Linked DNA regions of Homo sapiens: region 1 is linked to region 2. A link is a loop called in an ENCODE intact Hi-C map of the cell type or tissue named here. Cell type or tissue: ascending aorta. All regions are shown on one strand. Links, peaks and the distances in the headings refer to the core of each region. The heading gives the core; the rest is flanking DNA.

Region 1 (14,486 bases), core at 44-8,043, 780 kb after region 2:
CTCAAATGAGGCAGGGGCAAGGGGGCTGGCACCCAGGACTCCCCGTCCCCTGCACACTGGGGCTTCCCCGGTCCCCTGCCTGTCTTGCTTGACCTCGCAGACACCCCATCTGCAGCAGCTGAGGTCACAGCAGCAGTTCGATTGCCTGCAGAGCCCAACAGGTGTGGGAAACGTGGGCCAGATGTGAGATGACCAGGAACAGCGAAGGCCTCTCTGACAGGGCCAGCTGCAGGAGAACGCCAGCTGATTGCTTGATTGCTGCTAGGAGGGTTTCTGGCTCAATGTGGCCAGCTCTTCTGATTTTTTCAAAAGCAGCCGGAATTGCAGACTCTAACATAAAATATTGGCCCCCATTTTGTTTAAAAAAAAAAAAAAACTCACTGCAGCCAAATAAAATGTGTCAGGGAGCTAGCCAAATGTGTGTGGCCTGTGGGCCACCAGGTTGAGGAGGGTGGAAGGGGCCTGAGCCTCCCAGAGCTGGGTCTGAATCTCTGATTCACACTGTGGCCCATCACTCGCTATCTGTGAACCTCAGCTTCTCCATGTGTGTTACGTAGTGAATGGGAGACACTGTCCACATCAAGTAGGGCTGAGTCAAGAGGTGAACCCCAACTCCAACAACGCCATGGCAACCTTAGACAACCACTTTCTCATGCTGGGCCTCAGTTTCCCCTCTGGCTTTCTAGTCCTGTATCCATCTGGCCTGGGTGAGGGCAGGTGGTACAAGGGCAGAAGTTGCCTTCTAGGGAGGGGGCAAGGCTAGGTCCCTAGATGACTCCCCGACCTAAGCTGCCTGGAGAAGGAAGTACTGCAGGGGCCCATTGAGAAACTTGCTAGAGGCCTCCTGCGAACATGCCCTGCAGTCATTGCTTCACTGTGAGTGAGCAACAGACACCCACCCCTCAACCCAGGGCAAGGCCTTCCCAGAAGGGGAACTCCTCCCCCACACCCACAGGTCCCTCACCCAACCCTCCATCCGCCAGCCTCCCACCCTCAGTTACTTCCTCCTCCCCCCTCCCAGCCACATCAAGGCAGCAGCAAAGAGTCACATGCAAATATCCTGTCCTGGGCTGCCCAGTCAGTGGAGCTCTTCCCCACCCTCCCTGTCCCCTTTCAGTGTCCCTGGGCCCCCTCCCCATGCCTCTGAGTGCCTGGGAAGAGAAGGGGTACTGAGGGAGGTCTCAAGCCCCAGCGTTGTCCCACTCCATCCTCACAGCAACTCTGCCAGAGCAGGCCCAATTTTATATGAAAACTGAGATTCTGAAGTGAGGAATCAATTCACCCAAGATGACCAAGCCCAGAGTATACCCAAGATGACCAAGCCCAGAGACCAATCCTGGGTACAGGATTCGTACCCAGCTCCCTATGGCCACAACCCAAGCTCCTTTCCCACCCCAAACATGGCTGGCATCTATTAGGTGCCAACTGTATACACACACCAAGGGTTCCCAAACCCCACCTGGGGCCTCAGATCACTTGAGAAGCCGTCAGGGGCCCCAGCCTCAAGCTCATGAAAAGCCAGTTCATGAGGTGGTTCTGATGCAGCCCGTCCAGGCGCCTGGGCTCAGGACTCAGTGACAATCAGGGTTTCCTTTAGTCTTTATGTCCCACCCCCAACCGTTCCACAAAAAGGGGTACTGAAGTTGAGAAAGAAGAGACATGTTTAAAGTCATGCAGGTCGGCCAGGCGCGGTGGCTCATGCCTATAATCCCAGCAATTAGGGAGGCCAGAGGCAGGCGGATCACTTGAGGTCAGGAGTTCAAGACCAGCCAGGCCAACATGGTGAAACCCATCTGTGCTATAAATACAAAAATTAGCTGGGTGTGGTGGCATGCACCTGTAGTCCCAGCTACTTGGGAGGCTGAGGGAGGAGAGTCACTTGAACCCAGGAGGCGGAGGTTGCAGTGAGCCCTGCACTCCAGCCTGGGTGACACAGTGAGACTCTGTCTCAAAAAAAAGCCATGCAGGTGGGAGGGGCAGAGCCAGGTTGTCGTAAGGGTTCTCTAGTGGAGGTACCAGTCCCCAGTCTGGCCATACCACCCTGTGCCTTGCCCATGGCCTGACAAAGCTTGTCCAAAGGTACCCACACTCTCCGGCCAGGCAGTGCCATCAGCAGGCCTGAGGCCTTAACTGGCTACAGCCCTAGGGAAGAAGGCCTGTTTCGGCCCTCCCCACCCCTCCTCCCTGGCTGGTTGGATGACGAGGCAGAACAGAATCGGCAGATGCCCCCAGAGGCTGGGAGGAAGGCCTAGCCCATGGGCTCGATAAGGGACAGGGGATAAGACAGGCTCCCCAGGCAATGAGGACCCAGCCTGCCATGCCATTTCTGGGCTGCACCTCGCCAGAGCACTTGGTGGGCACGGGGTGCCAGGTGTAGCACCCAGCTGAAAGTTCCTCTGGGCTTCCTATAGACTGTGCCGGTCATCCTGTGTCTTAGGCCCGAGTCAATCACAATCTTGCTGTGTGACTGATGCTAATCCCTGGTTTGAGCCTCAGCTTCCCACATGTAAAATATGGTAGAAAGGTGAAGCAGATGACTTTTTAAGCCTGGAAGCCCAGCAAAGGGTGGAAAAACTGTCACAATCTCCCTCCTTGCCCTGGAGTTCCAAAAAGATGGGTCTTGTTTACTGCTGCTTCCCCAGCACCCTGGAAAAGGTGGGGCAGAGTGGGTGGTCAGTGATCATGTTACTGAGGTGGAGTGTGGCAGGTGGGGGCAGACTGACCACAAGGCAGTGAGGACCCGATCTGGTCCTTCTGTGTCTCCCAGGACCTGCACAGAGCAAGTGCCTGATAACATCTGGGGTGGGAGCCACGAGGAGCTACACACACACTCGGTCCACCAGACTGGTTTCCCCAGCCAGACCTCTGAGCTTACAATACTGACAGAGCAGCATGCTCTGCTCCCACTTCTTTCTGTGTCCGCTAGCCCCACTAGACCATGGGCTCCCTGAGGGCAAATATCCATTCACCTCTGCCCTCAGTGTCCTGAGGCACGGAGCAAGTGGCAGTCCTATAAGTAGCATTTGTGGCCAGGAGTTTCCCCAAGTCAGGTGGGCTGTGCTACGCAGAGGGTCCGTTTATTCATTCTCCAGCTTTACCTATCGCCAACTTTGCGCGGGATTAGGCTAGGGTGCTGGGGTCTGGGCCCCTGGCACGTGGGGCATCTTTACACCTCTCCCCTGGAGGAGGCTTGCCTCTCAGACAGGCTCTCCTGGGGCTCCGGTCCCACCCTTCCCTCTTCGTCTCACCTTCTTTCACTCCTTCACCCCCACCCGCCGCGAGGGCGGCGGCCTGACCCCCGCCCCTTCCTGGGCCCCGAATCCCGGGGGCAGGTGCGGAGGAGGAAGACGACGGGCCGGAAAGGCTCGTGTCTGGGCGGGGTGTAAGGCGCAGGGCCCGCGGGCCTAGGGGATCCGACGGCTGGGTAGCCCTGCGGAGCTCAGACGCAGCGCACTCGCGCTCCACGCACCCGGGCCCGGCCGCCCACCCGGCCGCCTCACCTTCCCGGGCCTTGAGTAGCACCGTGTTCGCTACGATGTTCTCGAGCTCCATGGGCTGTGGCGCCGCCTGGCCCGCCGGGCCGCGCCGCCGGCCGGGATCGCGCGCGAGTGCCGAGGCCGGATGGCGATCGGCGCGGCTCGGCGCGGCTCGGCTCGGCTCGCAGTGACCGCGCCGCGGCCTCCCCGGCCTCCCCGGCCGCCGCAGCCAGCCGCGCACTCTCCGCCCCCTCCCGGGGGCCACCCCGGCGCTGGCCCGCCCTGCCCCGCCCTCTGTTTACCTCATTTGACCAATCACCGGGCAGAAGCTCCCCGCGCCGTCTTCCCATTAGTCTTCCTCTTCATTTTTTCCCCCGCCCCCCCAGCTGGGGACTCGCTCAAAGAAGTACGGGGGCGGGACCAATCACGTCACCTCTTCCTGGTTGGTCTGAGGGCGGGGTTCAGCCCCTAGGTTCGAATTTCTAGGCTTTCGTAGGATACCAAACTGCCAATTAGGGCCGAGCCCTCAGCCGGGACAATGGAGGTGGGTACTCTGGGGCACGCCCAGGAGGCCGAATATGTGATTGGGTGAAGAAGACGTCCGTCATCTCAAGTACTGCATTTTGATTGGGTCGTCGCCTGAAGGTGTGGCCCGGCGGCCTTTGGCTCGCAGACGGCTTTTCTAGGGTTTTGTCGGGGACGCGCTCCGTATCCTGGGCCTCCTGCGGGCTGGCAGCGAGTTTGTTTGGTCCACTTGTGTGGCCGTATTCCCTTGGGTCGGCCCCAATCAGGAGGGCGCACATCGAAAGAGGGAGAGACAGGGAGGAGGCTGCGGCCTCGCAGCCGTTCCCCGACCTCTTGCCCGGTCGCCGCAGGCGCCCCGCCCAGCCCCCGCAGCCGGATGTTGTGATTTCTCTCCACCCACTCGGCCTCGCCTTCCCTCGGCCTCTGCCGCCTTATAAGGCAGCGCTACCACCCCTAGACCTCGGGATGAGTTCACACCCATTATACAGGTGGGGAGCTGAGGCGCCGGACGTCAAGTGGCTGGCTCCAGCCCGAAGACTACGGAGAAAACAAGGCTGAAATCTTACAGCTAATCAACACCTTGTAGCTTAACACCCCGCTTCCTCCACCCCCTACTTCACGCAGCAGGAAACAGGCTTGCCCAAACTCCGCGAGTAAGGCAGAGCCGGATCCATCTAGGCTTCTCTAGTTCCTATGCATTCATTCATCCGAAAATACAGAGCAACACCTCTGTGCCAGGCACCAAGCCAGGTGCTGGAGAACACAGTGATGGCAGCAAGATAGCCAGGCTCCCTGCTTACTTGCTAGAAGTGGAGGGAGCAAGTGAGGGCAGGGTGAGATAAAGGTAATTATTCTGTAAATAAACAAATAGATGGTTTCAGAGAGTGACAACTGCTCTTCGGACGTTAAGAGAGTGTGTGACACTCTCAGGGTGTGACATTTGAGCGGATCCAGTAGAAGCAACAGCAAACGCAGAGGCTCTAAGCCAGACTAAGTGGTGTGTTCAGGGAATAGGAGAAGGCGTCCGCAGCTTCTGGGCCCAGTGGTCTGAGATGAGACAGAAGGAGCAAAGGCACTAGCTAGGTCATGGAGGACTGTGAACACGTCCAGGAGGCTGAAGTGTTTTTGCTAAGTGAAATGTGAAACATTTGAAAGAATGATTTATATTTTAAAAATATCACTCTGGTGGATTCCTAGGGGGCCAAGAGTGGAAGCAGAGCAGTCAGGAGTTTACAGAATTCCAGTAAAGAGATGGTGGTGGCCTGGACCTACAAGGTGGCAATAGAGACGGAGAAAAGTGGATGGATCTAGGATCTAGGGAGTTAAGTACCTTAAAAGAGGGAAACCCTCCTGGCTAATGCGGTGAAACCCCGTCTCTACTAAAAATACAAAAAATTAGCCGGGCATGGTGGCGGGCACCTGTAGTCCCAGCTACTTGGGAGGCTGAGGCAGGAGAATGGTGTGAACCTGGGAGGTGGAGCTTGCAGTGGGCCGAGATCGTGCCAATACACTCCAGCCTGGGCAACAGAGTGAGACTCCGTCTCAAAAAAAAAAAAAAAAAAGGGAAACCCAGGGCCCAGTGGAACATAGGGCAGGTACCTCACTTAGTGAAGGCTGTTGTGTCCAAGTGAAATCTGAAGATTCAGTGAAAATGTGCAGGTTACTGGAGTAGGGAGGGAAAGAGCCTTCTGGACAGAGGGGTATCACATGTTCGAAGTTCCGTAGAGGAAGTCAGGAAGGGCTCCTGCGTTCAGCACCTAAGCATCCAGCTGGGGTTTAAAGGTACACAGTGGTACACAATGGGGTCGACATGGGGGCAAGAAATGAGGCTGAAGTCTCAGGAGGGGCCTGGATCAGGGAGGGCCTTGAGAGCCACCTAAGGAATTTTGGACTTCGTCTTGAAGGTGGTAGGGAGCTCTCACGGAGGTTTTGAGTAGGGTGATCAGATTTGCTTTCATAGAGAGCTCTGGGCTGCACTGTGAAGGATAAGCTGAGGGGAGGGGGCTGGCTTGTTGTTGTTTTAGTTCCCAACATCTGAAGCCCTTCCCGTTTGAGAAGAATCCTATGAGATGTGGAGGCAGACCCTGCCTTCAACTCAGGAAATCAAAGAAGGGAGGTAGAATTTTTTCTCCCAGGTCTCTGGTAGCTGGAGCACAATTCCAATGTTTCCAACCAGGTCTTTGAATCTAGAGCATGTGACCGGCACAAGACATCAGGGGGATCATTTAGAATTCACTGTGGAGGCCGTGGAGGTTGGGGGAGGCAAGGAAGGCAGTCAAGCTAGGCCCTTCCTGGGGGAGGGGGATTCAGCAAGCCCCCCAGGCTGCCCCATCCATTCCTCATCTGCTTAGTTACTCAGAATTGGCTTCCTTGTCTGCAAGCCAAGTATCCTAAGACAGGTGAGAGACCTTTTAGAAGGAACTTTTAGAGAGAGGAATGATGGTGCCCTATGCTGGGGCAGTGGCCAGGACATGCAGACAGGTGGACAGATGGAGACCTGGCATGTAGCTGGCATGAACAGGACATGGCAATAGATAAGAGGTGAAGAGGAGATGTCACTCAGGAAATTTCGTTCCAGCTCTTTAAGCCATTTTCCACCTACAGCCAAAGTGATATTTTTAAAAGGGAAAATTGGCTAAGCATGGTGGCTCATGCCTGTAATCCCAGAACTTTGGGAGGCCAAGGCAGGCTGATCACCTGAGCTCAGGAGTTCGAGACCACCCTGGCCAACATGGTGAAACCCCATCTCTACTAAAATATAAAAAATTAGCCGGGCATGGTGGTGCGGGCCTGTAGTCCCAGCTACTCAGGAGGCTGAGGCATGAGAATCGCTTAAGCCCTGGAGGTGGAGGTTGCAGTGAGCCAAGATCATGCCAGTGCATTCCAGCTTGGGCAACAGAGCGAGACTCCATCTCAAAAATAAATAAATAAATAAGAGGGAAAATCTGCCACCAACCATCTGAGATGTGCACATCTAGGAATCTATCTTACAAATATCATTGCACTTAGTCGGGTGCTGTGGCTCACGCCTGTAATCCTAGCACCTTGGGAGGCCGAGGTGGGTGGATCACGAGGGAAGGAGTCTGAGAACAGCCTGGCCAACATGGCAAAACCTATCTCTACTAAAATTTAAAAAAATTCACCAGGTGTGGTGGCGGGTGCCTGTAATCCCAGCTACTTGAGAGGCTGAGGCAGGAGAATCGCTTGAACCTGGGAGACGGAGGTTGCAGTGAACTGAGATCGTGCCATTGCACTCTAGCCTGGGGGACAGAGTAAGACTCTGTCTCAAAAGAAACAAATATCGTTGCACTCAAGCAAAATAAGAAATGCTTAAGGCTGGTGGGGCCTGGTGGCTCACACCTGTAATCCCAATACTTTGGGAGGCAGAGGCGGGAGGATCACTTGAGACCAGGAGTTCAAGACCAGCCTGGCCAACATGGCAAAACCCCATGTCTACTAAAAGTCCAAAACTTAGCCAGGTGCAGAGGTTGCAGTGAGCGGAGATTGTGCCACTGCACTCCAGCGTGGATGACAGAGTGAGACTCTGTCTCAAAAAAAAAAAAAAAAAAAGAAATGTTTAAGGCTATTCATTGCAGCATTGTCCAAAAAGATGGATCATACTAATTGTCCTTAATAGAGACTGATTAAGTAAAATGTCCTTTCCTACCCAGGAATACGATGTAGCTATTTAAAAAAAAAGCGTGGAAGTGCTTGTATACTGATATAAACAATCTCCAAGATATATTGTTAAGTGGAAAAAATCAGGGTGCAGAACAGTGTGTAAGGCTTGCATAAGAAGTGTCTGGGCTGGGCACAGTGGCTCAGCCTGTAATCCCAGCACTTTGGGAGGCCGAGGCGGGCGGATCACCTGAGGTCAAGAGTTCAAGACCAGCCTGGCCAACATGGGGAAAGCCCATCTCTACTAAAAAACACAAAGATTAGCTGGGAATGGTAATCCTAGCTACTCAGGAGGCTGAGGCAGGAGAATTGGTTGAACCCAGGAGGTAGAGGTTGCAGTAAGCAGAGATGTTGCACTCCAGCCTGGGTGACAGAGTGAGACTCTGTCTCAAAAAAAAGGAAGGGTCTGGATAGATTAGGTTCTGCTGCAGTAACAAACAATCCCAAGTTTAAGTGACCTAAAGCAACAAAAGTTCATTTCCTGCATACACCACATGTCTAACACAGCTTGTTGGGTGGTGGGGTGGCACTACACATAGTAGTCACTCAGGGCCCCAGCGTAGTAGGGGCTTCATTGCAGTTTGTGCTTCTACAATGGCAGGTGGTGAAAGGAAATGGGAAATTTGGTAAATCATACAATAGTCCTTAAAGCTCGCACCCAAAAGTGACACAAGTCACTTCTGCTCACATTTCATTGGTCAAAGCAAACCACATGGCCACAAGTAGCTTTCAAGGGGTGGGGAGAAGGGCTGGCATGGTGGCTCATGCCTGTAATCCCTGCACTTTGGGAGGCCAAGGCTGGTGGATCACCTGAGGTCAGGAGTTTGAGACCAGACCGGCCAACATGGTGAAAACCTGTCTCTACTAAAAATACAAAAATTAGCCAGGCGTGGTGTTGTGCACCTGTAGTCCCAGCTACTTGGGAGGCTGGGGTGGGAGAATCGCTGGAACTCAGGAGGCAGAGGCTGCAGTGAGCCGAGATCGTTCCACTGCACTCCAGCCTGGGAGATAGAGTGAGACTCTGTCTCAATAAATAAATAAATAAATAAAGGAGTGGGGAGACACAACATTACTATGGCAGATTATATTTTCTAAAGATGAGTGTAACAATGCATTCCCATCCCATGGGCACCTCTGCAATGGAACCTTGCCACCCCCACAGCAAGAGATAGAGTTTAATTTCCCTCCCCTTGAATTTGGTCTGACCTTAATGACTCTCTTGTCATCGGTAGAATATGGTGGAAATGATGCAGAGTGAAGTCTGAGGCCAGGTCAGGAAAGGCCATATGGCCTGGCTGTCATAAAATGCCGGCTCCCCAGAACTGTCCTCTTGGGCTCTTTCCTCACAGTCAGCTGCTGCTGTGAGAAGCCCTAGCCAAATGGAGAGGCCACATGTGTGTGCTCTACTGTGGTTGACAATCCCAGCTGAGCCCAGGACGCTGGGATGATCCAGTCATCCCACCCCCAGCACCAGACATGTGAGTGAAGAAGCCTCCATATGATAATTCTAACCCCTGGCAATTTGAGTCACCCCCAGCCATGCAAGTATCCAGCTGAGGTCCCTGGCATCTTCCCTGCTGAGTCCTGCCTGAATTCCTGACCCACAGAATCCATGAGCATGATAAAACAGGCCACTAAGTTTGGAGTAGTTTATAATGCAGAAGCAGGTACCTGGCATCACTCCTATAGGCCTGGAAGGATAAAAGAATTGGAAATGTTTGGTGAACAACACTAACAACCACCACAGACAGTTTTGCTTATATATATGTTGCCACCTTGGGAAGGCCACGTGAGGCAGCAGAAATGCTGCTTGCATCTGGGAAGGGGTAGTTAAATGGCTGGGGATGGGGGTGGGAGGGAGGTTTTTCACCTCCCTTTTTGCACCTTTAATCTTGCATTGTGTGACTGGATGGCCTGTCTTAAAAACAATCAGCCGGATCCTGTCACTCTTACTCAGAACTCTCCAGTGGCTGCCTGTGGTAGGCAACCTCTAAGGTACCCCTGCCACCACGGATCTCTGCTTCTTCCTGGTCCGTGGATCTCTGCTTCTTCCTGGTCCGTGGATCTCTGCTTCTTCCTGGTCCGTGGATCTCTGCTTCTTCCTGGTCCGTGGATCTCTGCTTCTTCCTGGTCCGTGGATCTCTGCTTCTTCCTGGTATTCACAGCCTTAAGATCCCCTTAAGTGTCAGGTGGACCTCCTGACTCACTTTTTTTTTTTTTGAGATGGAGTTTTGCTCTCCTTACCCAGGCTGGGGTGCAATGGCATGATCTCAGCTCACTGCAACCTCCACCTCCTGGGTTCATGCAATTCTCCTGCCTCAGCCTCCCGGGTAGCTGGAATTAAAGGCACTCACCACCACGCCTGGCTAATTTTTTGTATTTTTAGTAGAGACGGGGTTTCACCATGTGGCCAGGCTGGTCTCAAACTCCTGATCCGCCCGTCTCGGTCTCCCAAAGTGCTGGGATTACAGGTGTGAGCCACTACACCCGGCATTTTTTCTTTTTCTTTTTTTCTTTTTTTTTGTTTTTGAGATGGAGTCTCGCTCTGTGGAAGTCTCGCTCTGTTGCCAGGCTGGAGTACGGTGGCTTGATCTCCACTCACTGCAACCTCTGCCTCCCAGGTTCAAGCAATTCTCCTGCCTCAGCCTCCCGAGTAGCTGGGACTACAGGCGCGTGCCACTACGCCCAGTTAATTTTTGTAGAGATGGGGTTTCACCATGTTGGCCAGGCTGGTTTTGAACTCCTGACCTCAAGTGATCTGCCCATCTCTGCCTCCCAAAGTGCTGGGATTACAGGCGTGAGCCACCAGGCCTGGCCTGCCCCCGGCCTTTTCTTTTTTTCAGAGTCTCGCTCTGTCGCCCAGGCTGGAGTGCAGTGGTGCAATCTCGGCTCACTGCAAACTCCGCCTCCCGGGTTTAAGCAATTCTCCTGCCTCAGCCTCCGGAGTAGCTGGGATTACAGGCGCTGCCCACTACGCCTGGTTAATTTTTGTATTTTTAGTATAGATGAGGTTTCACCATGTTAGCCAGGCTGGTTTCAAACTCCTGACCTTGGGTGATCTGCCTGCTTCGGCTTCCCAAAGTGCTGGGATTTCAGGCGTGAGCCACTGGGCCGGGCCACGTTTTTTTTCCCTAAGAGACAGGGTCTTGCTCTGTCACTCAGGCTCGATCACAGCTTACTGCAGCCTCCACCTCCTGGGCCCAATCGATCAGCCTACATCAGCCTCCCGAGTAGCTGGGACTACATGCGCATGCCACCATACCCAACTAATTAATTTTTTTGTAGAGATAGGGTCTCCCTCTGTTGCCCAGGCTGGTCTCAAACTCCTGGCTCAAGCAATCCTCCCTCCCTGGCCTCCTAAAGTCTTGGGATTACAGGCATGAGCCATGGCACCCAGCTTGACTCACTTCCAATGGAAGGAATGCAGCCAAAGTGATGGAATGTCATTTCCAACATGAGATTACTAAAAGATTGTGGCTACCATCTTACGTAACTCCTCTTGCTCCCTCACTGGCTCAGTCTGAGAGAAACCACCTGTTAGGTTGTGAGATGGAGAGACCCTATGTGGCAGGCAACTGATGTCTCTAGCCAACAGCTTTGTAAGTGAACTTGGAAGTGGATCCTTCCCCCGGCAGCCTCAGCTGACCCTCCGATGCAGCCTTGTGAGAGATGCTGATCCAGTGGCACTCAGTTAAAAAGTGCCGGGTTCCTGACCCATAGAAACTGTGACCCATAAATATCTTTTTTAAAAAGAGTTTATGGCCGGGAGTGGTGGCTCACACCTGTAATCCCAGCACTTTGGGACGCCAAGGTGGGTGGATCACCTGAGGTCAGGAGTTCAAGACCAGCCTGACCAATATAGAGAAACCCCATCTCTACTAAAAATACAAAATTAGCCAGGCGTGGTGGCACATGCCTGTAATCCCAGCGACTCAGGAGGCTGAGGCGGGAGAATTGCTTGAACCCGGGAGGCAGAGGTTGCGGTGAGCCGAGATCGTGCCATTGCACTCCAGCCTGGGCAACAAGAGAGAAACTCTGTCTCAAAAAAATAAAATAAAAGCTTAATTGGCCAGGAGCAGTGGCTCACGCCTGTAATCCCAGCACTTTGGAAGGCCAAGGCAGGCCAATCATGAGGTCAGGAGTTCGAGACTAGCCTCGCCAACATAGTGAAACCCCATCTCTACTAAAAATATAAAAATTAGCCAGGTGTTGTGGTGGGCACTTGTAGTCCCAACTACTTGGGAGGCTGAGGCAGGAGAATCCCTTGAACCTAGGAGGCAGAGGTTGCAGTGAGCCAAAATCGTGTCACTATACACTCCAGCCTAGGCAACAGAGCGAGACTCTGTCTCAAAAAAAAAAAAAAAAAAAGAGTTTAATTGATGTGAGGCTGGCCCACGTGAGAGAACTGGAGTTATCATTGAAATCAGTCTCCATAAATGTCATTTTAAGCTGCTAAATTTTGGGACAATTTGTTATGCAGCCATAGATAATTAATACACTTCTCATTACACTTAAAAAATAAAACCTCCTTGAGGCTGCAGTGAGCCATGATCATACCATTGCACTCCAGCCTGGGTAACAGAGCAAGAACTGTCTCCAAAAAAATAAATAAATAAATAAATAATAATTTAAAAAAACCTCCTGTAGTCCCAGCTACTTGGGAGGATGAGGTGGGAGGCTCACTTGATCCTAGGATTTCAAGGCCAGCCTGGGCAACAACATAGTGAGACTTAGCTCTACAAAAAATAAACAATTAAAATGTTAAAAACCCTATGTTCTTCCCCGTGGCCCACAATGGCCCAACTTGATCCGGGCCCTGCTTCCCTCTCCAGCGTTATTTCATGCCCTCTCCTTCTCATTCGGTGTGCACCAGCAGCCACACGCTGAGCTTCTTCCTGCTTCCATCAGGAGCTGCACTGTCCAACATGGTAGCACCTAGTCACATGTGGCTACTTAAATTAATTAAATTTGGCCGGGTGCGGTGGCTCATGCCTGTAATCCCAGCATTTTGGGAGGGCGAGGTGGGTGGATCACCTGAAGTCAGGAGTTCAAGACCAGCCTGGCCAACATGGTGAAAACCGTTTCTACTAAAAATACAAAAATTAGGCGGGTGTGGTGGCAGGCACCTGTAATCCCAGCTACTTGGGAGGCTGAGGCAGGAGAATTGCTTGAACCCGGGAGGCGGAAGTTGAAGTGAGCCAAGATCGTGCCATTGCACTCCAGCCTGGGCGACAAGAGCGAGACTCCATCTCAAAAAAAAAAAAAGACTGTATCTCAACAGTTCAACAGTCTGACTGGGGAAGCAACAGTACCACCAGCCAAGGTGTGAAGGATGGCAGGCTGGGTACCTTCTGATCCCCCCAACGTCTCCTTGAACAGGCAGTTCTGCAACCACATGAAATCTATGTCCCAAGTCCCTGCTAAAGAGGAAGTGGGGGCCGGGCATGGTGGCTCACACCTGTAATCCCAGCACTTCAGGAGGCCGAGGTGGGCAGATCACAAGGTCAGGAATTTGAGACCATCCTGACCAACATGGTGAAACCCCGTCTCTACCAAAAATACAAAAATTAGCTGGATGTGGTGGCAGGTGCATGTAATCCCAGCTACTCAGGAGGCTGAGGGAGAATCGCTTGAACCTGGGAGGCGAAGGTTGCAGTGAGCCGAGATCGTGCCATTGCACTCCAGCCTGGGAGACAGAGCGAGACTCTGTCTCAAAAAAATAAAAATAAAGAGGAAGGGGATTTGTGTGTGTCTGTGTGTATCCAGAAACCTGTGAGCAGGACTCAATGGTTTCTCATCCCATGGACCCACCGCCCAGCTGCAGAAAGACAGAAGCCAGGTCAAGGGGACACTGCCTTTCTGCTCTGGTCTACAGCAATTGGTGGAAGACAGCCAGATGTGCAAGAAGATCTGGGGACAAGTGTGCAGAAATTATAGAGAAAAATGTATCCACATTGGAAAGTTTCTTTGTACACCTCTATGGATTGAGCTCCAACCACACGCCAGGCTCTGCCTTTTCACATGCAATCCCATTCAAACACCTCAACAAGTCTACCAGACAGCATGAGTGCCCATCCCTCCCTACAGAGATGTGGCAATGCAGATTGAGAGAGGCCGAGCTCCTTAGCCGTCATCACACTGCGGGGCGGTGGCCAAGGTGGGAGTGGAAGCCTTCCTGACTCAAGTCCAGTGCTTCCCTACCCTGCTTCTAAGGTCAGTATTTTCCCGTCCTTTAAACTACTGACTTACCCATCATGATCACATGAAGGGGTTTGTTTTGTTTTGTTTTGTTTTGGGAACTTCCTGGTAACAGTGTATGAAGTCTGGCAGCATAAGTTAGGACTTTTGGTTGAAACTAAAATTAGCTCAGGCAAAAAAAGGAATTTTGGGGTTCAGGTAACAGAAAAGCATAGGTGGTGGTTCTGACTTCAAGCGTCTCTGGATGCTGGGTCTCAAATGGTGTCATTCAAAATCTGTCTTTTTCTTTTTCTTTTTCTTTTTTTTTTTTTGAGATGGAGTCTCACTCTGTCACCAGGCCGGAGTGGAGTGGCGCAATCTCGGCTCACTGCAACCTCTGCCTCCCTGGTTCAAGCAATTCTCCTGCCTCAGCGTCCTGAGTAGCTGGGATTACAGTTGCGTGCCACCACTCCAGGCTAATTTTTTTTTTTTTTTTTTTTTTTAGTAGAGACGGGGTTTCACCATGTTGGCCAGGATGGTCTCGATCTCTTGACCTCGTGATCCACCCGCCTTGGCCTCCCAAAGTGCTGGGATTACAGACGTGAGCCACGATGCCCGGCCTAAAATCTG
Region 2 (15,844 bases), core at 3,015-11,014:
TTACAGGAAATGTATGACGCAAATAATATAAAATTAAAAGGTGAAAAAAAGGTGACACTGGTTTCCTAAGATACAATTTACTCTTTACAACCAGGGTCCACAGGTCCAGGCTGCAGAGCGGCAGCAGGAAGCAGAGCCTCCCACCTGCTTCTGGGGGACCTGGTAATAAAAATCAGCCCATGATGGCGCTATGGCCTCTCAGACACCACACGCTGCCTAAACACCTAGAGCTCTGGAAATAGTCAACAGGAGAGTGATTTCCATGGGGGAAATTTTAAATAAGATGCACATGGGACAGGCAATAGAAAGTTTGCCAAGTTAAATTTGGTACATAATTGTGTTCACTCCATATCCAAACAAAGCATGTGTGCGATCAGTTGGTCGCTCCTGCTGCCGCCTCAGTATGGCTTGTAGTTATTCTGATGGCCACCACGTCGCTGGCTCTTGCCGTAGTTTGTACTACCCTGACCTAGGGACGAGAACAACCATAGCAGCTACTATTTACAAGCATTTGCCCTGTGCCACGCGCTTGATATGCATCTTCCCAGGACCCTCACCAGCCGTGACAGCAGAGACTGCCTTCCTCATGTTATTAAGACCCCGAAGTCTAAGGCTCAAAATCAAGTAGCTCCCATGGCTGAGCCAGGCCTGTCTGACTCCAAAGCCCCTGCTGCCAGTGGCTCCTACACTGTCCTGCCTCCCCTGGGGACGAGGGGTGAGCGGATGGGGCCTCCCTCTCTCCTACTTACTGTAGTCGTAGCCGGGGCCGTAGCCGTAATAGCCATAGGGCGAGTAGTCGTAGCCGCCATAGCCAGGCCCGTAGCCCTGCTGGTAGCCGTAGCCCTGGTTCCAGTAGTTGCCGTAGCCCTGATTCCAACTCTGACTCTGACCTGTGGGGGGAGCAGGGCACAGGGGCCCGTGGACCATTTAGCATACGCAGGAGCTAGGATGGAGGAAATCCTGCCCTTTGGGGTGGCAGGGTTACTGTGGCAACTCAGGCAGAAGCCAAGGGGCTGCTGTTCTGGTGTATAAGGGCCCTGGGCCCAACCCTGCATCTGAGAGACCCAAGCAGAGGATCAGAGACCAGGATGCTAACTTTACTTGGGGCAAACAAGGCAGCTCACTCACTCAGTCACTCTCTGATCACTCCCACTCTCCTTGGCAGCTTAGCCTTTAAAAAGATGCAGTTCAGGCTTTGGAGTCAGAGGGGCCTGGGATGGAAGGGGATAAATGCCTGGCACAGCTCTGCCCTACCCACCCTTCTGCCTACCTGCTCACAGGTGTACCAGACTCAGGACATCCACAAAGCCAAGACACCCATCACATCCCCTCCCCCAGAGTGTAACACAAATGCTCTCTCTGCCCTGGGCACCCAAGCCATTCCAAGGGGCAGCAGCAGGCAACAGCCTCAAGCATACAGCCCTGACCCAGAGCCGTTCCTATTCCTGTTCGTCCCCAACCTCACACAATCTGCCCACCCCTGCTGCACAGCACCAGAGGGAGCCCCAAGACAGGCTTGGAAGGCTCCATGTAGGCAGGGAAACAGGACCTATCTTCATCCACGTTCCACTCACCTCCACCTCCACCACCACCTCCGCTGCCTCGGTTCCCTCGGTTGCGGTTTCCACGGCCCCCAGAGCCATACTGCTGCTGCTGATAGACTTCTTTGGGCTGGGCCACCTTGATCTCACACTAAAAGTCAAGAGGACAGTGGTCAGGCCAGTAGGACAAACTCAGGGCAGTGACTGCCCAAACACCTTCACTGCGACAAACATCAAATGGTGGATCAGGTCCATTTGCTGAGAAACAAAATATGCTAGTATGGGAGGCCACCTTTGGGCTAAAGCTCATGGAATCCCAACTAAAACCAAAGGCCTTCCAGCAGAGAACCCTTCCGACAGAATGCACTTGAGATGGGCATCTCAGCCCCAGAGCAACTCCGTATCTAATGGAGGCAGGCAACTGGGCCAACTGCAGCCCAGGGGAGCAGAGGACAGGCTGGGACCAGGCACCACACCTTGGTCCTGCTGGGCTAGAGGGTCAGACAAGACTTCTCAGATGAGGGGCCTTAGACAATGAGGTTTTAACATCTTTTTCTCTTTACAGAAGAAACTCATCTCATCCAAATACACGCTATTGAGAAGGCGAGCCTGACCTCCCTCTTACAGATAAAGTCAGCTTTCAGAGGCTCAGGGTGGGGGGGCCTGCCCGAGGCCATAATGCTACCCACCCCCTCCTCCTAACCACTGGTCTGTTGGAATAACCCAGATGTCTGCATCCCCTCAAGTCAGTCAATTTCCTTTCTGTCCACTGGGGGTGGAATGGGGTAGGGTGGGATACTTTAAAGTGCTCCTGCTTAAATAAATTAGACCAGACCAGTGTATTTCTAAAGAAAATCCTGACATGCACACCCATTAAAAATAGTACATTTTACAGTGTCCCAGTCATACTTTTAATTGGCAAATTAAAATAATGCAATCTGATATATTCTATCCTACTAAATTAAAAATACTGAATATAACCAACTAAATATACTTACTCCTAAGACTCACTACCAGTAGTTTCACTTAAACTCTGCCTTAGAGGCTCTTCCCACCCATTTCCCATTATGGCACATAGAGAAAAAGGCCTCTATCACTGTCCACTGGAGTAATAACCACTGCTTCCCCTAACTGCCTCAAAGACTGTCATTTTATAGAAAATTTAAGACTATCCTAATCCACTCTTTCCAAACTCCCAGCCAGGATAGAGACTTCCAGGAGTTCCACCTGTCCCACCTTATCTGGCTGCCAACTCCTGCTCAGAAACAGAACCTGCCACACCCTGCCACTGCAGGCCGCACCCTCAACTCCCAACTGCCAACTTGAAGCCTGAACTACCCTTTCCCTGACCAGAGTTCAGGAGGGGAAGAGCTACACCTCCCTGCACATGAATCCACTCATTTGAAAGCACAACTGACCCTGGATTTAAGCTGGCCAGGACCCTGGGAGATCTTTGGAAGGATTTTTGCCTGGGTTTAGGGTTAACTTAAAGAGGTGCCCAGAAGACCAAGTGAGGCAGTTCATGCCTGTAATCCCAACACTTTACAAGGCCAAGGCAGAGGATGGCTTGAGCCCAGGCAACATGGTGAGACCAGGCTTTAAAAAAACATATGAGCCAGGCATGGTGGTACATGCCTGTGGTCCCAGCTACTCGAGAGGCTGAGATGGGAGGATCCGGTCCGCCCATGAGGTCAAGGTTGCAGTGAGCCATGATTGTGTTACCGCACCCCAGCCTGGACAACAAAGCAAGACTCTGTCTCAAAGCAAAAAAAAAAAAAAAAAAAAAAAAGTGCTCAAAGTGGATGGAAGTGGACAAAGACTTGGTTGTAGAAGGAGGTAGAAAGGCTCTGGAATAAGAAAAACTTCACCACAGAGGAGAATCAGTGAGTTGCAGAAGTTCTAGGATCTTCTGAGACCTTAAACTGCAGGCTTCATACCCCTGGACTCAAGAATCTAGAACTGTCACCTCTAGCTTTAAGTGAGGAGCTAAAGAGGCTACTCAACCTGCTCTATTCACAGAGGCCACCTTCTCCTACCTCCCTCACATCCTGTGTTGTTTATTGGCAGTCCTCCCAGCCTGAGAAGTCTTTCAAGGATTGGAACACTGCCCCAATCAGGGCAGCATACGCTTCAGAGAAATAGTAAAGTCTGACCAACCTGGAGAGCTCCTGCATGAGGCCCAACCCCTAACCCATCCCTCTAAGGGCCAGCTCTCCAGCAGCACAGGAGGCCAAGCAGAGCTGGGAACACCTTACCTTGCTTCCACTGACAGTATGGAACTTTTTCTCCAGAACCTTCTTCACGGGTTCTTCTTCTTTAAAGGTGATAAACACAAAACCTCGTCTTTTGTTCAACTTTGGATCCATTGGCAATTCAATGGCCTCAATCTGCAAAAAGCATAGGCAAACTCAGGCCCAATACCTCCCTACCCCAGAGCATATAGGGGACTCACAGGAGAAAAGACCCCATTGAAGACAGAGGGTGAAAAATAAGCCCTGCCTGGGAGGGTCTAGCCAGCCAAGGATACCAAGGACCAGAAAGAAGGCAGCCTTAGGGGCAGCTGATGGGCTATTCCCAGAGCCACACTCACCTCCCCAAACTCGCCAAAGTACTCCCTGATCTTTTCCTCAGTGGCTTCAGGATTCAGACCCCCAACGAAGATTTTCTTCACCGGGTCCTTCTTCATAGCCATGGCCTTTTTAGGGTCAATGACACGGCCATCCAGCCTGTGCTCCTTCTGGTCTAGGACCTGTTCCAACAGAAAGGGGTCAGGCTGACTCAGCAGCACGAGCCAGACAAGGCCCTTCTCTCTAAGCCATAAAGACACCAGTACAGATACAAACATGTGTTTCACCCCCTCCAAATTCTACCCCAGCTTAACCTCCCAACCCAATTTTCATCAAACCTCAAGTACAGCTGGTTTACCTCGACACCTAGAAAACAGTCCTCACACTTAAGCCTTTGATCATGCTCTTCCTGCCCAAGCAGTCCCAGCGTGAGGCCCATCTCCAGAAGCGAAGCAGCAGGGACTCGGAGCATAGGCTGAAGATGGGCCACAGGGGAAGGAATCCTCCCTCCACTCCCTACTAGCTGTGACCTCTTCTACTTACATTTCTGAGCCTTAGGGTTTTGGTTTTTGTCCTGTAAAATGGGGCTAAAAGCCTATCATACCAATCATGGACTCTCTTGTAATCCTCCCAGATGTTTAGCGCCGTACCCAGAATAGGCACATAAAAGGTAATGAATGTCAACTGTCATCTTCCCGAACCACTCCAGCACATTCTCTCACTCCCAGCTTAATCTGTATTTTCATCCCCTCAAAAACCGGAACATAACCTCCGGCTTTGGGTTTTGCCCAAAGCACTTAAATCACATGCAGACCACACAAACTAGTCATGCTTTAAGAAAGGTGTCCTCTTAGAATTCAAATCGTTTCCACTGAGACTGCTGAAATCCAGTACCCAGCTTACCTTCTCCACACTGGCTGCATCTTTGAACAGGATAAACCCAAACCCTCTTGACCGTCCAGTGTTGGGATCCATTTTTATTGTACAGTCAACGACCTCTCCAAATTTAGTAAAATAGTCTTTTAAATCTTTTTTGCTAGTATCCCAGCTCAGGCCACCAACGAACATTTTTCTGAAATGGTAGGGTGAGACACACGGCAACAAGTCTTGTAAGCAAGCTGTGATTTTGGAAAGGACTGGCCCTGGCAAAGTTCTCACGAAGTCTACAGCTACCCTTAGAGTCTGCAAGGAGCACCTTAGAAAGATGTTAAATCTCCACTACCCTCCAAATTGAACTCAACCAGGACCCTAACGAGGCTTAACAAGGCTCTGCAGCCCCAGCCTGTGAGAAGCAAAGAAGGGACCACCTCACCAGGGGTATGGGACCTAACCACTCATAACTGGAAATTCATGTGTTCTACAACCATGTAGCAAAGGGCCAGCGTCTCCACCAACTCCTGAGAACTCGTTTCAAGGAACTCGATGTTTCCGGGGACCAAGCCCGCCCAGGGTTCAGACCGTGACTCCGCCCCCGGGAGAGGCGGAGGAGGGAGGTCCGGGCCCCGGCTCGCGCCAACTCCGCCCACGCAGCCGCCGGCGCGGCCCAAGACGCCGCCGGGCCCCGGGTCCGAGCGCTTTCCCTCTTCCGGGCCATCCGCCCGCCCCTGCGCCGGCTCCGGCCCTGGCCCTGGCCCTGGCAGCGCGCGAGCGGCCCCGGGGCGGCGCCAAAGTCGACCCAACAAACTCCCGCAAACTCCAGCGCGAGTGGCAGCGCCAGGCCCGGCCCGCGAACGCAGCGGCGACAGTCCGCGGGCCGCACCAGCCCCGACCCGGGCCAGGCCGCCGCCCCTCCCCCCGCCGCGTGGCGCCAACAAAAGGCGGCCCCGGAACAAAGGCGGCGCCCCCGTCCGCCCGCGGCCGCACCTACCCCGCGTCCTCCTCGTTCTTGCTGGCGTTGATCTGGTCGCCCTCGGCGCCGTTCTGATTCCCGCTCGGGGGCGCCGCGGTCGCGCCTCCAGCCCCCGCCGCGGCGCCCGTGCCAGCCCCGGCCGGCGACTCGCCTTCGGGGACGGCCTCATGTCCGTTCTCGGTGGCGCCCGTCGTCTCCATGGGCTGCTCCTCGCCCGCTTCCGACATGCTAGGCCGAGGCGCGGCGGCTCCTGCAACCAGCGGCGACAGCGCGTCAGGCCGGCGCGGCTCCCGCCAGAGCTCCCGCCCGCCGGCCGCCGCTCACCTCGCCGCCGATGACGCCGCGGGGCCCGCTCGTCCCCACCCGCAGGGGAAGGCGCCGCAGGCTCGGCCGCACTCAAGCTCGCGCTGCTGAGGCCTCGCCCCAGTCAGCCCACGGAGCTGCTCCAACTGTGTCTCCTCCTCCTTGGCCGCCGCCGCACGGGAACCCACCGACCAACAGCCAAGCTCCGTCCCGCGCGGTGCCGCCGCCTGACAATGCCGACTCGTGGCGCCCTTTATAATGCCGGAGCCGGGTGCCACATCGCAACAAACTGCACACTCATTGGCTGCTCAAGTCCGTCACTCAACCTAGCTTCAGCGTCCCATTGGCCGCCACGGCGCGCGCGCTCTAGACCTGGGCGGGCTTTGTCCTCATTTTAGAACGCGCGCGAGTCCGGCCGCTACGGAGGGCTCCCGAAGCCGGGCGGGACGGCGCCGGGTCCAGGGCGGCGGGCAGCTACAGCACATCGGTGGGAGGGCCTAATCGGATTGTAAGCTCGTCGAGGCCGCTGGTCTCTTGCTCTCGAGGACTCCATCCCAGCATTGGCAGCCTCCGCCTCCCCATGTCCCAAAAGAGGAAACTGGGCTGGAGAAAGTTTCGCAGCCCAAGGACGCGTGGCTGGAAGTGGCAGAACCCGGGCTTCCGAGGTTGGGCGAGTGGGGTCCTCCAAGGCCCTCAGCACGGGTCGGAGGGATTGGGACTGAACCCGCCATCCCCCTGGACCTTGGTGCCCTCCAAGCCCCGCGCTCGCGCCCTGTCCGTCGCCTCCCCCAGAGATGCTCTGCAGGGACGATGAGACCTTGGTGTTCCCCGGTTCTCTGTCCCCTGGCACCACCTGAACGATTGACATCGCATTTGTACTTTTGTTTACTTAAATTTTTTCCTGTAAATCATTTGTCTTTCTTTTTCTTCCTTTTTATTATTTTTTTTTTTTTGATGGAGTCTTGCTCTTGTCGCCCAGACTGGAGTGCAATGGCGCGATCTCGGCTCACCGCAACCTCCGCCTCCCGGGTTCAAGCGATTCTCCTGTCTCAGCCTCCCGAGTAGCTGGGATTACAGGCATGCGCCACCACGCCCGGCTAATTTTTTTGTTTTTTTAGTAGAGACGGGGTTTCACCATGTTGGCCAGGATGGTCTCGATCTCCTGACCTCGTGATCCGCCCGCCTGGGCCTCCCAAAGTACTGGGATTACAGGCGTGAGCCACCGCGCCCGGCCTTTTTTTTTTTTTTTTTTTTTTTAAACAAATACGGAGGCCGGGCGCGGTGGCTCCCGCCTGTACTCCCAGCACTTTGGGAGGTCCAGGCGGGCGGATCACGAGGTCAGGAGATCGAGACCATCCTGGCGAACATGGTGAAACCCCGTCTCTACTAAAAATACAAAAAAATTAGCCGGGCGTGGTGGTGGGCGCCTGTAGTCCCAGTTACCGGGAGGCTGAGGCAGGAGAATGGCGTGAACCCGGGAGGCGGAGCTTGCAGTGAGCCGAGATCTCGCCACTGCACTCCAGCCTGGGCGACAGAGCGAGACATCGTCTCAAAAACAAAACAAAACAAATACACCACTCGTGAACTCACGAGGTAAAGGACAGGGTGGGGGCGTTGTTCTCTTCCTAATACACAAAACTCCTTTATATTATCTCCTTGACCACAAAATTTTAAAGGCCTCGGTAATCCCGTTATTCCTTTTAATCATATGGGTGGTGGGCCCCAAGGCAAGCAGGATTACAACCTCTGGAGCCTGCAGGTTACCAAATAGCAACCCAGAACACAAGGAACTAGCGTTTCCAGTGGATTCCTGCAGCCAGGACCAGTGTGGTGGGCTGGGCATTCCATTTTCTCTTCTGTATCTTAACAACCAAAGTAAGGTGGTATGGTCACCAATTTTATTTATTTTATTTTTTGACACAAGGTTTTGTTCTGTAACCCAGGCTGGAGTCCAGTGGCACGATCACGGCTTACTGCAGCTTCAACCTCCCGGGCTCAAATGAGCCTCCTGCCTCAGCCTCCCAAGTAGCTGGAACCAGAAACGTGGCCACCACGCCAAGCGAATTTTTTGTAAACACAGGGTCTCCCTATGTTGCCCAGCTAGATCACCAGGTTTTTTTTTTCTTTGAGACGGGGGTCTCGCTCTGTCGCCCAGGCTGGAGTACAGTGGAGCCATCTCAGCTCACAGCAACCTCCACCTCCCAGGTTCTAGCGATTCTCCTGCCTCAGCCTCCTGAGTAGCTGGGATTGCAGGTGTGTTCCACCATGCCGGGCTAATTTTTGTATTTTTAGTAGAGATGGGGTTTTACCATGTTGACCAGGCTGGTCTTGAACTCCTGATCTCAGGTGGATCACCAATTTTAAATGAGAAAACTGAAGTCAAGAGCAGCGGCCCAAAGCTACACAACCAACTCAGGCACTAACTCCACCCAGGCACTGGAGTTGCCCTGAGAATGAAAAATGAAGATACGTGGATTTCAGGCTTCTCTAGGAAAGTCCGAAGATTTAGCTCACACTGTACTGCCTTCCCCCAAAGTAACAATCAAGTGCAGCTGGGATACCCATACCCAGGTGGGCAAGTGCCCTCTGGTTCACCCCAAGGCCACTCTTCACTGTCCCAGGCTAATTCCATAACAGGAAGTCACATATTTCCACACGACCTTACTCATGTCACTGAGATCTGGCAGCAAGGCTTTCAGGGCGGTCTCTAACAAACTGCTCACCCCACCTCCACCCCAGCCCTTGCCAACCCACAGAAATGAGGGCCAGGGCTGTGGCCTGCAGGAGATGATGGGCACAGCTCCCCAAGCAGTGAAGGTAATTCAGGAAATTAAGTTCAAAGTCAAATAGTGTAGGTGCAGCCCAAAGACATTACTGCAGGCATAAATTCCCTTAATCTTCCACGTGGATTTCTTTAGCACGACTCAGAAACACTTTCAGTGACGTGTAAAGTCTGAGGATACAACATTTGGACAGCGCTTAGCAGTTTGCAAAATGCTTTCACCAACCTTGCTTTACTGGAGCTTCAAAATAGCTTTGTGCAGTTACCCATATTTTATACACAAGAATACTGAAACCACAGCTAAAACTGTGGCCATGAAACCAACACGTCCAACTCCACATTGGGGATTGTTTCCAGGGCTCCTGGCTACTGTGGGACAAGGTGTGTCTGAGCTTCTGAGTTCCTTGATGTAAATTAGATCTCCTATCAAAGATCTAATTTATTCTGAGGCTCAGCTGGGCGTGGTGGCTCACGCCCGTAATCCCACCACTTTGGTAAGCCAAGGCAGGAGAATCCCATGAGGCCAGGAGTTTGAGACCAGCCTGAGCAACATGGTGGAACCCCCATCTCTACTAAAAATACAAAAAAAAGTCTGGGCATGGTGGCCCAGGCCTGTAGTCCCCCCTGCTCGGGAGGCTGAGGCACAAGAATCACTCGAACCTGGGAGATGGAGGTTGCATCGAGCCGAGATCGCACCACTACACTCCAGGCTAAGTGACACAGCGAGACTCTGTCTCAAAATAAATAAATAAATAAATAAAGAATCCTGAAGCTCAAATAAGGTAATGGCTTAGAAAACACTTCATAAACTAGAAAGAACTGCAGGCAGGTAGGGGTCAGTCTCAGCAAAAAATAAAAAATGCCGGGCCGGGTGCGGTGGCTCACGCCTGTAATCCCAGCACTTTGGGAGGCCGAGGCAGGCGGATCGAGACCATCCTGGCTAACACGGTGAAACCCTGTCTTTACTAAAAATACAAAAATTAGCCGGGCGTGGTGGGGGGGCGCCTGTAGTCCCAGCTACTCGGGAGGCTGAGGCAGGAGAATGGTGTGAACCCGGGAGGCAGAGCTTGCAGTGAGCCGAGATCGTGCCACTGCACTCCAGCCTGGGGGACAGAGCCAGACTCTGTCTCAAAAAAATGAAATTACATAAATAAATAAATAAAGCCTTCATATTGTATCCAAGGGTGTTTCTGCCAGAGGCAAGGCACCACACTGTTTGGGAAACAGCAGGAAGTCCTTTTGACACAAGCCTCCCTACTTTTGTTATTAGGTTCAGTTACAGACCCTGAGTAGAGGGCAATTCCATGACAGTGAGGTTCTCAAGTCAGCCAGGAGCTCAGTTACCCCTGAAAATCTCTTAAAAGGCCCATAGAGTATACACTCCCTGGGTTTGGGCTATTCAGAATATATGCATAAAATGTGGACAATCTCCAATCTAGGAAAGGACATACACAAAATGCTTTTGGATTGTTTTTTAATTACATGAATTGATTTTTCTCACATTCTTTTTTTCGGTTTTTTGGCTGAGCCTGCAAGGTGGAAGTTGCATGAGTTAACTACAAATATATCGTGCCTCTGCTGTGGCCAACTCCCGCTGCAGCCACTTTCCCCGCTCCACCAAACTCCAGCTCCCCTGCTTCAGAGGAGTCCTCTAGCCAGATGAATCTTTCTAAAACACAAGTCATAAGATCTGAGAGCTACAGTGAAAAAAGGAAAAACTGAAAATGCAAGTCCCATCTTGTCACTACCTCTGTGTGAAAACCCTGGCTGACTTCCCAGTGCTGTCAGGATGAAGTCTTAGCCTTGACTTCGGGTGAATACGAGTGGGACAGACAGTTGGGGCTCCCAGAAATCTGTGCCCCCACCTTGCCAGCCTCCCCTGCTGTGTGGTCTGTGAGTGGAAGAGTTCCTTTCAGGCTGGGGCCATGGAGACTGGGGGCCTTGTCCAGACTTCCCTTCACCCCGCGACCATGTGTTCTACACGGCTGAGCTACCTCATGGAGAAGAGCTGTTCGGCCCACATCAGATTTGACACAAGCTGAAAATGAACCTGTACTGGGCCTGGCACTGAGATTTGGGATTTTTTTTTTCTCTCAAACTGTAGCCTGGCCTACTCTCACCCTCCCACCTGGCCTATAAGGTCCAGCATGAGTCGCCTCAGCTGCACCTCCTTGCCACTCTCCACTCCAGCTGTGCTGAATTTCTTTTACTTCCTAGAACTCACCAGTGCCCTCCTGCCTTTGGGCCTTTTCACCTGCTGTTTTCTCTACCTGGAACAGTCTTCCCAAATGTCACCTAACTACTGTACACATTGGGAGTTGAATTGTGTGCCCCCGCAAAAGACATGTTCACAGCCGGGCATGGTGGCTTACTCCTGTAATCCCAGCATTTTGGGAGGCCGAGGTGGGCGGATCACGAGGTCAGGAGATCGAGACCATCCTGGCTAACAGTGAAACCCCGTCTCTACTAAAAATACAAAAAATTAGCCAGGCGTGGTGGTGGGCACCTGTAGTCCCAGCTACTCAGGAGGCTGAGGCAGGAGAATGGCGTGAACCCGGGAGGTGGAGCTTGCAGTGAGCCAAGATCATGCCACTGCACTCCAGCCTGGGCGACAGAGTGAGACTCCGTCTCAAAAACAAAAAAAAAGTTACGTTCAAATCCTAACTCCTGGTGCCTCTGAATGTGGCCATACTTGGAAATAGTCTTTTCAGGTGGAATCAAGTTAAGATGAGGTCAAACTGGAGTATGAGGATTAAAGGCCCATATGGGAGTAGGGTGGGCCTTTAATCCTGTATGACTGGTGAACTTTGGAGGGGGAAAGACAGACACACGGGAAAAATGCCACATGACCACGGAGGCAGAGATTGCAGTGATGCATCTATAGGCCAAGAAGCACTGAGGATTGCTGGCAACACCGGAAACTAGGAGCGGGGCAAAGATCCTCCCTTGAAGCCTTCAGAGGGAGCACGGGCCCTGCTGACAGCTTGATTTTAGACTTCCAGCCTCAAGAACTGTGAGAGAATACAGCTGGGTTGCTGTAAGCCACCGGGTTGCGGCACTTGATCACAGCAGCCCCAGAAACCAAACACAACATCCAACAGACTTCCTCCTCCTCCTATGGGAAGTGTTGTGTCATACCCCGAGGAAGGGTGCCCCTCAGAACATGGGCCACACTGTTGACATTGACTGTGAGCGCCCTGAGACCCTGCATCGGGTCTGTCTCCTCCACCCTGACTCCTACGGTGGGCACGCCAGTGCCTGCAGAATGAATACGAGATCTTTTTTTTTTTTTTTTTTTTTGAGACAGAGTCTCGCTCTGTTGCCCAGGCTGGAGTGCAGTGGCATGATCTCAGCTCACTGCAACCTCTGCCCCCTGGGTTCAAGCAATTCTCATGCCTCAGTCTCCCGAGTAGCTGGGATTGCAGGTGTGCGCCACCACACCTGGCTAATTTTGTACTTTTAGTAGAGACAGGGTTTCACTGTGTTGGCCAGGCTGCTCGCAAACTCCTGACCTCTGGAGTTCGGCCTCCCAAAGTGCTGGGATTACAGGCGTAAGCCACTTCGCCCAGCCCCAAATCTCATCCTGAATTGTAATCCCCATAATCCCCATGTGTCATTGGAGGGACCTGGTGGGAGGTAATCGAATCGTGGGGGCGGTTTCCCCCATGCTGTTCTAGTGATAGTGAGTACTCACGAGATCTGATGGTTTTATAAGCATCTGGCATTTCCCCTGCTGGCACTCATTCTCTCTCCTGCTGCCCTGTGAAGAGGTGCCTTCCGCCATGATTGTAAGTTTCCTGAGGCCTCCCCACCATGCGGAACTGAGTCAATTAAACCTCTTTCCTTTATAAATTACCAAGTCTCAGGTATTTCCTTATAGCAATGTGAAAACAGACTAATACTGTTTCAAACCAGCACCTTGTGGACTAAAGTTGACTCTTGAACCTACTTGCTTGCCCTGTACAGTGCTTTGTTCTGTTTTTGTTTTTGAGATGAGGTCTCACTGTGTCGCCCAGGCTGGAGTGCAGTCACTATTCACCTGCGTGATTGCAGCTCAGTGTAGCCTCAAACTACTGGCCTCAAGTGATCCTCCCGCTTCAACCTCCCTAGCAGCTGAGACTAAAATTGCACACCACCTCACCCAGTCCTACACAGTGTTTGGCTCATTTGAAAAAATTGTTTGCCAACATTTATGGATTATGACATTTCTTTCATATATACATATACACACATACACATATATATGTGTGTGTATATATACGTATATATGTGTATATGTGTATATATGTGTATATATGTATATATATAATATATACATATATATGCGTATATATGTACACATATATACGTATATATATACATGTATATACATATATATACACACACACATATATATACACATATATGTATATTTTTTAGATGGAGTCTCACTGTGTCGCCCAGGCTGGAGTGCAGTGGCATGATCTTGGCTCACTACAACCTTCACCTCCTGGGTTCAAGCGATTCTTGTGCCTTAGCTTCCCAAGTAGCTGGGATTACAAGCATGCACCACCACGCTAATTTTTGTATTTCTAGTAGAGAAAGGGTTTCCTCATGTTGGCCAGGCAGATCTCGAACTCCTGACCTCGTGATCCACCCGCCTCAGCCTCCCAAAGTGCTAGGATTACAGGTGTGAGCCACCGCGCCCTGCCGGATGATGGCATTTCTACACAAGGTTATACGTCCAGTTACTTTTGAAAAATTGTCAGCTAAGGTCACACTGGGCCACAGTGTCCTGTGTCCAGAATCAGTGGGAGCTGAGTCACAGTGACCCCCAGCGGATGAGGCAGGCACTGTCCAGCTAAACCCAGCCCCCACCATGTTCTAATGTCTTCCTCCAGGGTCCCACTAAACCTATTGACATTGACCAAGAGCATCTGAGATGTGGATCCCTAAGCAGACCTCCATGAAGTTCAGCTTCTTCATCTTTTTTTACATTTTTTCTGAGACAGGGTCTTGCTCTGAGTGCAGTGATGTGATCACGGCTCGCCTCGACCTCCTGGGCTCAAGTGATCCTCCCGTCTCAGCCTCCCACTTAGCTGGGACTACAGGCATGCACCACCACACCCAGCTTATTTATTTATTTAGCTAGGGACAGGGTCTCCCTGTGTTGCCCAGGCTAGTCTCAAACTCCTGGGCTCAAGCCATCTGCCTGCCTTAACTTCCCAAAGGGCTGGGATTACAGGCATGAGCCACAGCTCCCGACCTACTTCATCTTAAAAAAAAAGAGAATGGCACCTGTCTCTCCACCATCCTGCAGGGCTATGGGAGGACGGCTGCTAAGGGTTTAGAACAGCGCCCGCTGTGAGAGCTGCTGTGACTGCTAACAGCAACAGTGGAAGCATCCAAGGGAACATTCCTTTGCCTGCTGACACCCCCAGGCCCCCAGCCACCCCGCAACAATATATCTCAAAATACATCTCAAGTCAAATCCTTGAAACAGACAAGTAAGAGATCTGGAGAGAGAATCTGCTGGCGGCCTCCCTAAAATCACACATTCTTGCCACAGCCACCCCACGCCCTGCTGAGTCTCAGAGGCAGCCTCTGTCCATCAGAAACCAATCAGAAATGGCTAGAGCCCTATACTGGAATCAGTCCTTAATGAAGTATGTGATTCACATACAAAACCCTAATCCTCCCAGTTTCCTGGAGAGCTCACAAAGCTGCACACAGTGGGCACAGCTCACACAGGGGCCCGGCCTCATCTGCAACATTATCCCCTGTGTAGTCTTTGAAACTTCAGACTCCCTGACCTCTGGGGCTGGACTCTCACTTTTATGAAGCATTCTAGGCACCAGTCATTGGGACAGGGACAGATTTTAGGACTCACTACTGCAGATTAGGTGGGGAGAAAGCCTATTAAACCGGGAAATTTCTGTCTCCCTCTGAGAGGCAGCAGTGGCTCCTAAAAGAGGCTTTGTTTATGTTTATGTCTGCATTGCCACTAGGTCAGTGTGGACCTGCGGGCTCTTTCTTTGAGCCTCAGTTTCTTTTTTTCTTTCTTTTTTTTTTTTTTTTTTAGACAGGGTCTTACTCTCTGGCCCAGGCTGGATTGCAATGGTGTGATCTCGGCTCACTGCAACCTCCATCTCCCAAGTTCAAGCGATTCTCCTGCCTCAGCCTCCCTAGTAGCTGGGATTACATGCGCCCGCCACCATGCCCAGCTAATTCTTGTATTTTTAGTAGAGACGGGGTTTCGCCATGTTGGCCAGGCTGGTCTCAAACTCCTGACCTCACGTGATCCACCCACCCCAGCCTCCCAAAGTGCTGGAATTATAGGCATGAGCCACCGTGCCCAGATTGAGCCTCAGTTTCTTTTTTTTTTTTTTTTTTTTTGAGACAGACTCTCACTCTGTCGCCCAGGCTGGAGTGCAGTGGTGCAATCTCGGCTCACTGCAAGCTCCGCCTGCTGGGTTCACACCATTCCCCTGCCTCAGCCTCCGGAGTAGCTGGAACTACAGGCACCCGCCACCATGCCCAGCTAACTTTTTGTATTTTTTTTGGTAGAGATGGGGTTTCACCGTGTTAGCCAGGATGGTCTCAATCTCCTGACCTCGTGATTCGCCCGCCTCGGCCTCCCAAAGTGCTGAGACTACAGGCGTGAGCCACCGTGCCCGGCCGAGCCTCAGTTTCTGATTCCACAACAATTCATCTATTCACTCATGTATTTACTCAATTGAATTGTTGACGCTGCAATTGCCAGCAACATGCCCTTGACCTCCAGGACAGACTGGGTCTGTGAACTCTAAACCCTCATGCATAA

Evidence for each region. A loop is a pair of places that touch in the nucleus more often than their neighbours do. Peaks named below come from ENCODE experiments on the same cell type or tissue, not always from the same donor. Only the 100,000 strongest peaks of a DNase experiment are listed, where the experiment ranks them.
Region 1: a loop joins it to region 2, with 4 times the contacts of the local background. A loop is called at or near these places in 2 of 110 quality-filtered maps.

What each region holds. Positions count from the first base shown.
Region 1 is chr5:177,415,912-177,430,397 of GRCh38, reverse strand. GRK6 (G protein-coupled receptor kinase 6) reads right to left here and starts at 3,722. Exons shown (of 16, transcript NM_001004106.3): 1 at 3,501-3,722. The coding sequence starts at 3,552. RefSeq lists a silencer at 3,149-3,798 and enhancers at 3,509-4,048, 4,469-4,638. In ascending aorta, for the core only: no CTCF peak of the experiment used is centred there; DNase peaks (open chromatin) are centred at 927, 3,409, 3,947 and 4,367; H3K4me3 peaks cover 2,767 bases; H3K27ac peaks cover 2,194 bases.
Region 2 is chr5:178,195,178-178,211,021 of GRCh38, reverse strand. It overlaps HNRNPAB (heterogeneous nuclear ribonucleoprotein A/B), which reads right to left and starts at 6,489. Exons shown (of 8, transcript NM_031266.3): 1 at 6,282-6,489; 2 at 5,976-6,207; 3 at 5,012-5,180; 4 at 4,132-4,290; 5 at 3,797-3,928; 6 at 1,575-1,692; 7 at 750-890; 8 at 1-469. The coding sequence starts at 6,184. The coding sequence ends at 399. PHYKPL (5-phosphohydroxy-L-lysine phospho-lyase) reads left to right here. Exons shown (of 13, transcript NM_153373.4): 13 at 2,107-2,551. RefSeq lists silencers at 5,516-5,925, 5,956-6,065, 6,086-6,305, 6,606-6,675. In ascending aorta, for the core only: no CTCF peak of the experiment used is centred there; DNase peaks (open chromatin) are centred at 3,681, 5,571 and 6,571; H3K4me3 peaks cover 3,743 bases; H3K27ac peaks cover 2,762 bases.